2 separate regions of the Homo sapiens genome follow, and region 1 is linked to region 2. Evidence: read pairs that join two places in POLR2A ChIA-PET (ENCODE). Cell type or tissue: IMR-90. All regions are shown on one strand. Region 1 overlaps STAG1 (STAG1 cohesin complex component). Region 2 overlaps STAG1 (STAG1 cohesin complex component).

Region 1 (4,000 bases), 280 kb before region 2:
CTAAAAATACAAAAAACCCGGGCATGGTGGCATGCGCCTGTAATCCCAGCTACCCTGGAGGCTGAGGCAGGAGAATCACTTGAACCCGGGAGGTAGAGGTTGCAGTGAGTCAAGATTGCACCACTGCACTCCTCCAGCCTAGGTGACAGAGTGAGACTCCATCTCAATTAAAAAAAAGACAAAATTTAAATTATTAATAGATTTACAAGGAGGAATTAACTATCAATTATGCTGAATTTTTACGGAATAACATATTCTAAATTTGCTAAATGCAATAATCAATATTTAGCCAAAATGCAAGTAACTCAACAAAAATGACGTCTGTGGGAAAAACTATCTAAAACTCAATCAGAAGGGTGAGAATAAAAGCAATTGTGTAAAATCATTAAACCCTTCCTATCAAATTTTAATATATAAATTCAATCTCCTTTGACTTTACTATATTAAATAACATTTCAAAAAAAGACAAGAGGCTCGCTCTGTCACCCAGGCTGGAATGCAGTGGCAAGATCTTGGCTCACTGCAACCTCTAGCTCCCAGGTTCAAGCGATTCTCGTACTTCAGCCTCCAAGTAACTGGAATTACAGATGTGCGCCATGATGCCCAGCTAACTTTGTATTTTTAGTAGAGACAGGGTTTCATCACGTTAGCCAGGCTGTTCTGGAATTCCTGACCTCAGGTGATCCGCCCACCTTGGTCTCCCAAAGTGCTACGATTACAGGCGTGAGCCGCCAGGCCCAGTGTAACACAGTTTTTTTTTTTTTTTTTTTTTTTTGAGACAGAGTCTCGCTCTGTCGCCCAGGCGGGGGTGCAGCCACGCGATCTCTCCGCTCACTTCAAGCTCCACTTCCTGGGCTCCGGCCATTCTCCTGCCTCAGCCTCCTGAGTAGCTGGGACTACAGGCGCCTGCCACCACGCCCGGCTAATTTTTTTGTATTTTTAGTATTGACAGGGTTTCACTACTGTGTTAGCCAGGATGGTCTCGATCTCCTGACCTTGTGATCCGCCCACCTCGGCCTCCCAAAGTGTTGGGATTACAGGCGTGAGCCACCGCGCCTGGCCTTTTTTTTTTTTTTTTTTTTTTTTTTGGAGACAGTCTCGCTCTATCGCCCAGGCTGGAGTGCAGTGGCATGATCTTGGCTCACTGCAACCTCCGCCTCCCGAGTTCAAGCGATTCTTCTGCCTCAGCCTCCCAAGCAGCTGGGACTACAGGCGCCTGCCACCACACCCAGCTAATTTTTGTATTTTTAGTAGAGACAGGGTTTCACCATATTGGCCAGGCTGGTCTCGAACTCTTGACCTTGTGATCTGCCCGCCTCGGCCTCCCAAAGTGCTGGGATTACAGGCGCGAGCCACCGCACCAGGCTGTAACACAGTTTTAAAGTGGCTTTCATTACTAATAAAAGGTTAACTGTTATTTTTGTTTTTCAAGACTGAAATTATTAATAAAAGAGAAAAACCAAGAGGCTAACCAATATATTACCATTCTTCTAATGAAAAAGAATTTAAAAATCCTACTACTTTCTAAATGCAGAGATCCTCAAATTGTTACTCAGAAAGGAAAAAAAATTCTTACTCTGAAAAAATAACACTCCATATCAAGCTGTTTGTTCTATATGCAAATGCATTACTCATCTTTACTGGTTAAACAGCTTGTTTTGTTAAGAGGAGATACACAAACATACTAATATCTTTATTTGGTTCTTTATCAAATGTTTACTTCTTAGTCATGTTCAGGCCTCTCATTACATGAAATAACTGAAACATTTATATTTGTGTCAGATAATTCCAATGTGAAGTATTTTTTGTCTGATTCTCTTCATGGTTGTTTTCATGAGTGATATTTTTGCTGTGAGCTCATTTTGCTTAAGGTTTTACTTGTGGAAAATTCTTTAAGGCAAGTTCCTTCAGAAGATATTTAGATTTGATTCTGTTAGGTGGTTGGGGATTACCACCATTATAGAACACTTAATCAAAATCTCAACTTTTTTTCTTTCTTTTTTTTTTACCATCAAAATAGTATGAATTCAGGTGAAAACCTATGCAAAAGCTAAGTCATAAACTTTCATGGGAGATTTATTTTTCCCCATTTTAATCAATGACAAATTTTAAGACAGACTCTTTTCCTTATAATCCCCCAGCCCCTGAAGGAAACTGGAGTGCGTTTATTTCTAGTTCACCCCTGTGGTAAGAGCAGGTCATTAGGATCCCAAAATTATCTGGGAGATGTGGCCACCTATGAGACATTCTATCCTGGATGGACCTTGAGAAACATCCTCAAGGTAAAGCAGGCTTCAGTGCTCTTTTTGGCTTTCTTGATCTTACTTTTTTTCATTTAATCCCTAGCCCACATTTTTCTTTGTTTTGCATGGTCATGGATACATTAAAATTCAAAAAAAAAAAATTTACCCAACATTTTAAGTTGTTTTTAACTTCAAGAGGGTTGTTCACTTTGTGTCTCTAGGTATCATACTACTATCTTTCAATGATGTTATTCTTTTTTTTGAGATGGAGTTTTGCTCTTGTTGCCCAGGCTGGAGTACAATGGCGCGATCTTGGCTCACTGCAACCTCTGCCTCCTGGGTTCAAGCGATTCTCCTGCCTCAGCCTCCTCAGTAGCTGGGATTACAGGCACCCAACACCACACCCGGCTAATTTTTGTATTTTTTTTTTTTTCAGACAAGAGTCTCACTCTGTCGCTCAGGCTGGAGAGCAGTGGCGTGATCTGAGCTCACTGCAACCTCTACCTCCCGGGTTCAAGTGATTCTCCTGCTTCAGCCTCCCAAGTAGCTGGGACTACAGGTGTGCATCACCATGCCCAGCTAATTTTTGTATTCTTAGTAGAGATGGAGTTTCACCATATTGGCCAGGCTGGTCTTGAACTCCTGACCTCAAGTGATCTGCCTACCTCGGCCTCCCAAAGTGCTGGGATTATAGGCGTAAGCCACCGTGCACGGCCTCAATGTTATTCTTTTTAATAGCATGTTACCTATCAGAGCTCTTGTGTCTACTACAGTGATTTTATATAAGAAGTTTTAATCCGTGTGTGTGTGTACATATATATACACACACATAACTATGTGTCTTTTGCTTGAAGATTTTGGCTCTTCCCAAAGAGGTAAATGTATACTTACTCATAAGATAAACCAAGAACTGGTAATAGTCATATATTTTATTAAATATTACAATAATTTATATTATACAATAACTGATAATAGTAAATTATTAAATAGTTAAGCAAGGTTATTATTTCAGTAATAACCCTTCTGCCTACAGAAACTCTTACTTACTTTGGAAGGAGAGCCATCAGTAATTTTCACCAACTGCCAAAGAATCGAATAATGGGAACACTGCAGTGCTTGCACGACTATCTGTATCAAATGAAAAAAAATTTTTTTAATGAAAAATTCAAAAAAATGAGATCATCTGTTTGCACCGTGCTAAGATAATATTTATCACAGTTGTTATTTTATAGTATAGCTTCAAGTCCAAATTTTTGTATAATTAATGAGAATGTATAAAATACTTGGTTAAAAAGGACAAACCAATGTATCAATCTGGAGAATAAAGACACAACATATGGGAATAAATACAGATTGAAATAGCACTATGTTTAAACAAAAATGTAGTGTCATGAATATTTTACTTAGTCAAATTTTTAAAAGGAGACTGATGAAATTATTTTTATCCAAATTTTATAGTTGAAATAACTGAATCTAAAATATTTACCCACATTTTATAAGAAAATTTCTACTTCTTTTAAAGTATTTTAATGTGAAAACAGTCATATCAAATATACATTTATGAGTATAAAGCTTAATGAATATAAAGCAAAAATACCTGTGTAACCACCACCCACATCAAGAAATAAAACATTGCCAGCACCTCCTCCCAATATAATTATCTTTCTTCTCCCAAGGGCAACAGTTATTATGGATTATTTGGGAATTGGTATATTTTAATTACCTAAGTCTGCATTCCTAGTTTTTTACGCATATCG
Region 2 (4,000 bases):
GCTGTAGTACTAGCTACCTGGCAGTGGGGAGAGCAGGGCAAATTTTATTTCAACAAAGAATATCAAAAATACTTCACAAAAAAAAAAAAAAACAAATGTCTACAAACATAAAAAAGATGTTCAAACTTATGCCTGCCCAAGAAATTCAAAGTAACAGAAACTAGGAGACATAATGTTACACCTATTGGGCTGGCAAACTTAAAAAGTTACAGCCCTACTGCTGGCAAGGATGTAGGAGAAAGAATTCTCCAACATTGCTGGTGGCAAATTTTTGTGGAAAGCAATTTGGCAACATCAAGTGAAACAAAAAATATAGAAATCCTTTAACCCAGCAATTTTACTCCTGGAAATCTATCCCACAGAAATAAAAGCAGCATGGGCCAGGCACGGTGGCTCATGCCTGTAATCCCACCACTTTGGGAGGCCGAGGCGGATGGGTTCCTTGAGGTCAGGAGTTCGAGACCAGCCTGTCCAACATGGTGAAACCACATCTCTACAAAAAAAAATACAAAAATTAGCCCAGCATGGGCCGGGTGCGGTGGCTCACGCCTGTAATCCCAGCACTTTGGGAGGCCCAGGCGGGCGGATCATGAGGTCAGGAGATCGAGACCATCCTGGATAACACAGTGAAACCCCGTCTGTACTAAAAAGACAAAAAAATTAGCCGGGCGCGGTGGTGGGCGCCTGTAGTCCCAGCTACTCGGGAGGCTGATGCAGGAGAATGGCATGAACCCACAAGGCGGAGCTTGCAGTGAGCCGAGATAGTGCCACTGCAGTCTGGCCTGGGCGAAAGAGCAAGACTCCGTCTTAAAAAAAAAAAAAAAAAAAAAAAATCAGCCGGGCATGGTGGTGCACGCCTGTAATTCCAGCTACTCAGGTGGCTGAGGCATGAGAATTGCTAGATCCTGGGAGGCGGAGGTTGCAGTGACCCGAGATTGCACCACTGCACTCCAGCCTGAGCGACAGAGTGAGACTCTGTCTCAGAAATAAATAAAAGCATCATGAAGTCAGGACATATATTCAAAGATACAACATTATTTAAAATGAGAAAGAACTAGAAATAAAATATATTCCCATAAATGTGGGAATGGCTAAATAAATTTTATACAACACAACATGAAGCATTCATTATACAGCCATGAAAATAATAAACTACAGTCTGGCCAACATGGCGAAACCTGTCTCTACTAAAAATACAAAAATTAGCCGTGCACGCCTGTAATCCCAGCTACTCAGGAGTCTGAGGCATGAGAATCACTTGAACCCAGGAGGCAGAGGTTGCAGTGAGCCAAGATCGTGCCACTGCACTCCAACCTGGGCATCAGAGCGAGACCCTGTCTCAAATAAAAAAAGAAAATAATAAACTAGAGCTATACCTTAGGTGGGGGAATTCCCTCCAAGCTGTTATTAGTGAAAAAGCAAGTTACAGAAAAGTGTGCAAAACAATCCCTTTTTTAAAAATCTTCACATAAAGGCCTATATAAGTAAAAATACACATAACTAAAAGATTGTATGAGTAGAGAGAAAAAGAGTAACATTTTTAGTAATACAGTAAAATGGAGTAATACGTAATACTATTTACAAGAATTTTTGGGAGGCACAGGGGCAGGGATTAGGGAAGGGATACAACGGGAAGGAAAGTTGAAAACCAAGTCAAAAACAATGGCATGAGTGATAAATCCTCATTTATTATTTCATGTAAAATTATAAATAAAATATTTTTAATTTTAAGCAGATACATCAAGATATAAATTTTGTCCAAGATAAGGATGAAAGATTTACACTTACACATAACAAGATAAAGAAACCTAAAGTAACCATTGAATAACACAAAAAAATTATAACTAGTGGTAAATATATATATAAAGAAATATATATATTACATATACCTATATACGTATAAAAGTATACATTTATATATACAGTCATTCCTCAATATCCATGGGGGATTGGTTCCAGGACCCCACCCCCACCCCACCCTTGTGAATACTAAAATCCACAGATGCTCAAGTGCCTTATATAAAATGATGTAGTATTTGCATATATCCTACAAACATCTGTCCATATATTTTAAAATCATTCTTGCAACCTTTTAAAATTTCTTATGATACCTAATAAAACATAAATGCTATATTAATAATTGTTGTATTGTTTAGGAAATAAGAAAAAGTCTATACACATGCAGTACAGACAGAACCATTCTTTTTTCCCCAAAATATTTTCTACCCACAGTTGGCTGAATCCACAGATATAGAACCCATGTACGAAGTTATGTATATGATATGCAGGGCTGACTGTACACATAAAGTATCAAAATTCACTGAGGAGAATATAATCAATCTGTGAATTACATTTCAGAAAGCTACAAAAAGCAATTTACCTATGCCCTAATTGAAGAATATGAATCTTTATATTAGAATTGAAAACTGTATTAATCACAAATATTTAATTGAACGATTTAAATGAACAGCTTTGATATGTGAAATTAAGCCTTCCTTATATGATCAATCTGCCTGTAGCCTTGGGGGAAAAATACACTCCCTTAACTCAGGCACAATCCAAACAAGGTAGTATACAAGGCATGAGGTTATAAATAAGAGCTGAAATACCAGGCTATATAAAGTATCTATAAAATGAACACAGCCACTGCCATTTACAGCAAAAATTGGCATTACATTTTTTTAAAAAAGATAACTTCATTTTTCAAATGTTTCAAGATTAAACAAAACACTAGCAAACTGAACTCAACCTCATATTAAAAAGACTATAAACCATAACCAAATGACATTCATTAATAAAATGAAAGGATGATCCAACGTATGAAAATCAATACACTACATTAACAGAAAGGGAGGGAGTCACATGATCATCTCAATGCAGGAAAAAAAATGACAAAATTCAAAAGCCTTGCATGATAAAAACAATCAGCAAATTAGTAATAAAGGAAATTTTTTCAATATAACAAAGGTGGCATATGAAATACGCACAGCTAATATCATACTCAATGTTTAAAGATAAAAATCTTTTCCTCTATGACCTGAAAGAGGGCAAGGATGGCCACAGTCACCCTTTCTATTCAACATGGTGCTGGAAGTCCTAGCCAGAACAACTAGGCAGGAAAATGAAATAAAAAACATCCAAATTTTAAAAAAAAGAAATAAAACTATCTCTATTTGCAGAAGACATGATCTTACATGTGAAAATATAAGAAATCTACAGATTTCTCTAAAATATATATACCGAAAACTCATGCCTGTAATACCAGCACTTTGGGAGGCTGAGGTGGGTGGATCACCTAAGTTCAAGATCAGCCTGGGAAACATGGTGAAACCCTGTCTCTACTAAAAATACAAAAATTAGCCAGGCGTGGTGGTGGGTGTCTGTAATCCCAGCTACTCCGAAGGCTGAAACAGGAGGTTCACTTGAACCCGGAAGGCAGAGGTTGCAGTGAGCCAAGATCATGCCACTACATTCCAGCCTGGGCAACAGAGTGGGACTCTGTTTCACAAAATTAAAAAAAAAATAAAATATATATATATATATACACATATGGACAGAGAGGTGAGAAAGAGAACTAAATATGTCACACGAAAAAAACACTTTTTATAACCAATAAATTCAGTGAAGTTGCAGGATACAAAAATTACCAAAAATTTACATTTTGATACACTTTTAAACAATTTGAAAATGAAATTAAGAAAAGAATTCCATTTACAATACCATGAAAAGAAATAAAATACCTCGGAATAAACTTACTGAAAAAGGCAAAAGACTTAAACACTGAAAACTATAAATGTTGCCAAAAGACATTAAAGAAGGCACCAATGATCCAGCAATTCCACTGCTGAATATATACCCAAAAGATTTAAAAGAAGGCTCTCCAAGAGATATTTATACACCCATGTTCACAGTAGCATCATTCACAATAGCCAAAAGGCAGAAGCAACCCAAGTGTCTACTAACGGATAAATGGATAAAAATGCAGTATATACATAACATG

The links. ChIA-PET counts read pairs that join two places held together with the same protein. Peaks named below come from ENCODE experiments on the same cell type or tissue, not always from the same donor. Only the 100,000 strongest peaks of a DNase experiment are listed, where the experiment ranks them.
Region 1: POLR2A ChIA-PET joins it to region 2 with 6 read pairs; 2 of 35 experiments call an interaction of 5 or more read pairs at or near these places.

The regions. Positions count from the first base shown.
Region 1 is chr3:136,395,459-136,399,458 of GRCh38, forward strand. STAG1 (STAG1 cohesin complex component) reads right to left here. Exons shown (of 34, transcript NM_005862.3): 22 at 3,291-3,371. Among named protein-coding and RNA genes, the nearest start is that of PCCB, 150 kb to the left of the region's middle. In IMR-90, no CTCF peak of the experiment used is centred here; a DNase peak (open chromatin) is centred at 1,713; H3K27ac peaks cover 1,507 bases.
Region 2 is chr3:136,678,920-136,682,919 of GRCh38, forward strand. All of the region lies in intron 1 of STAG1 (STAG1 cohesin complex component), which reads right to left. Among named protein-coding and RNA genes, the nearest start is that of STAG1, 71 kb to the right of the region's middle. In IMR-90, no CTCF peak of the experiment used is centred here; no DNase peak of the experiment used is centred here.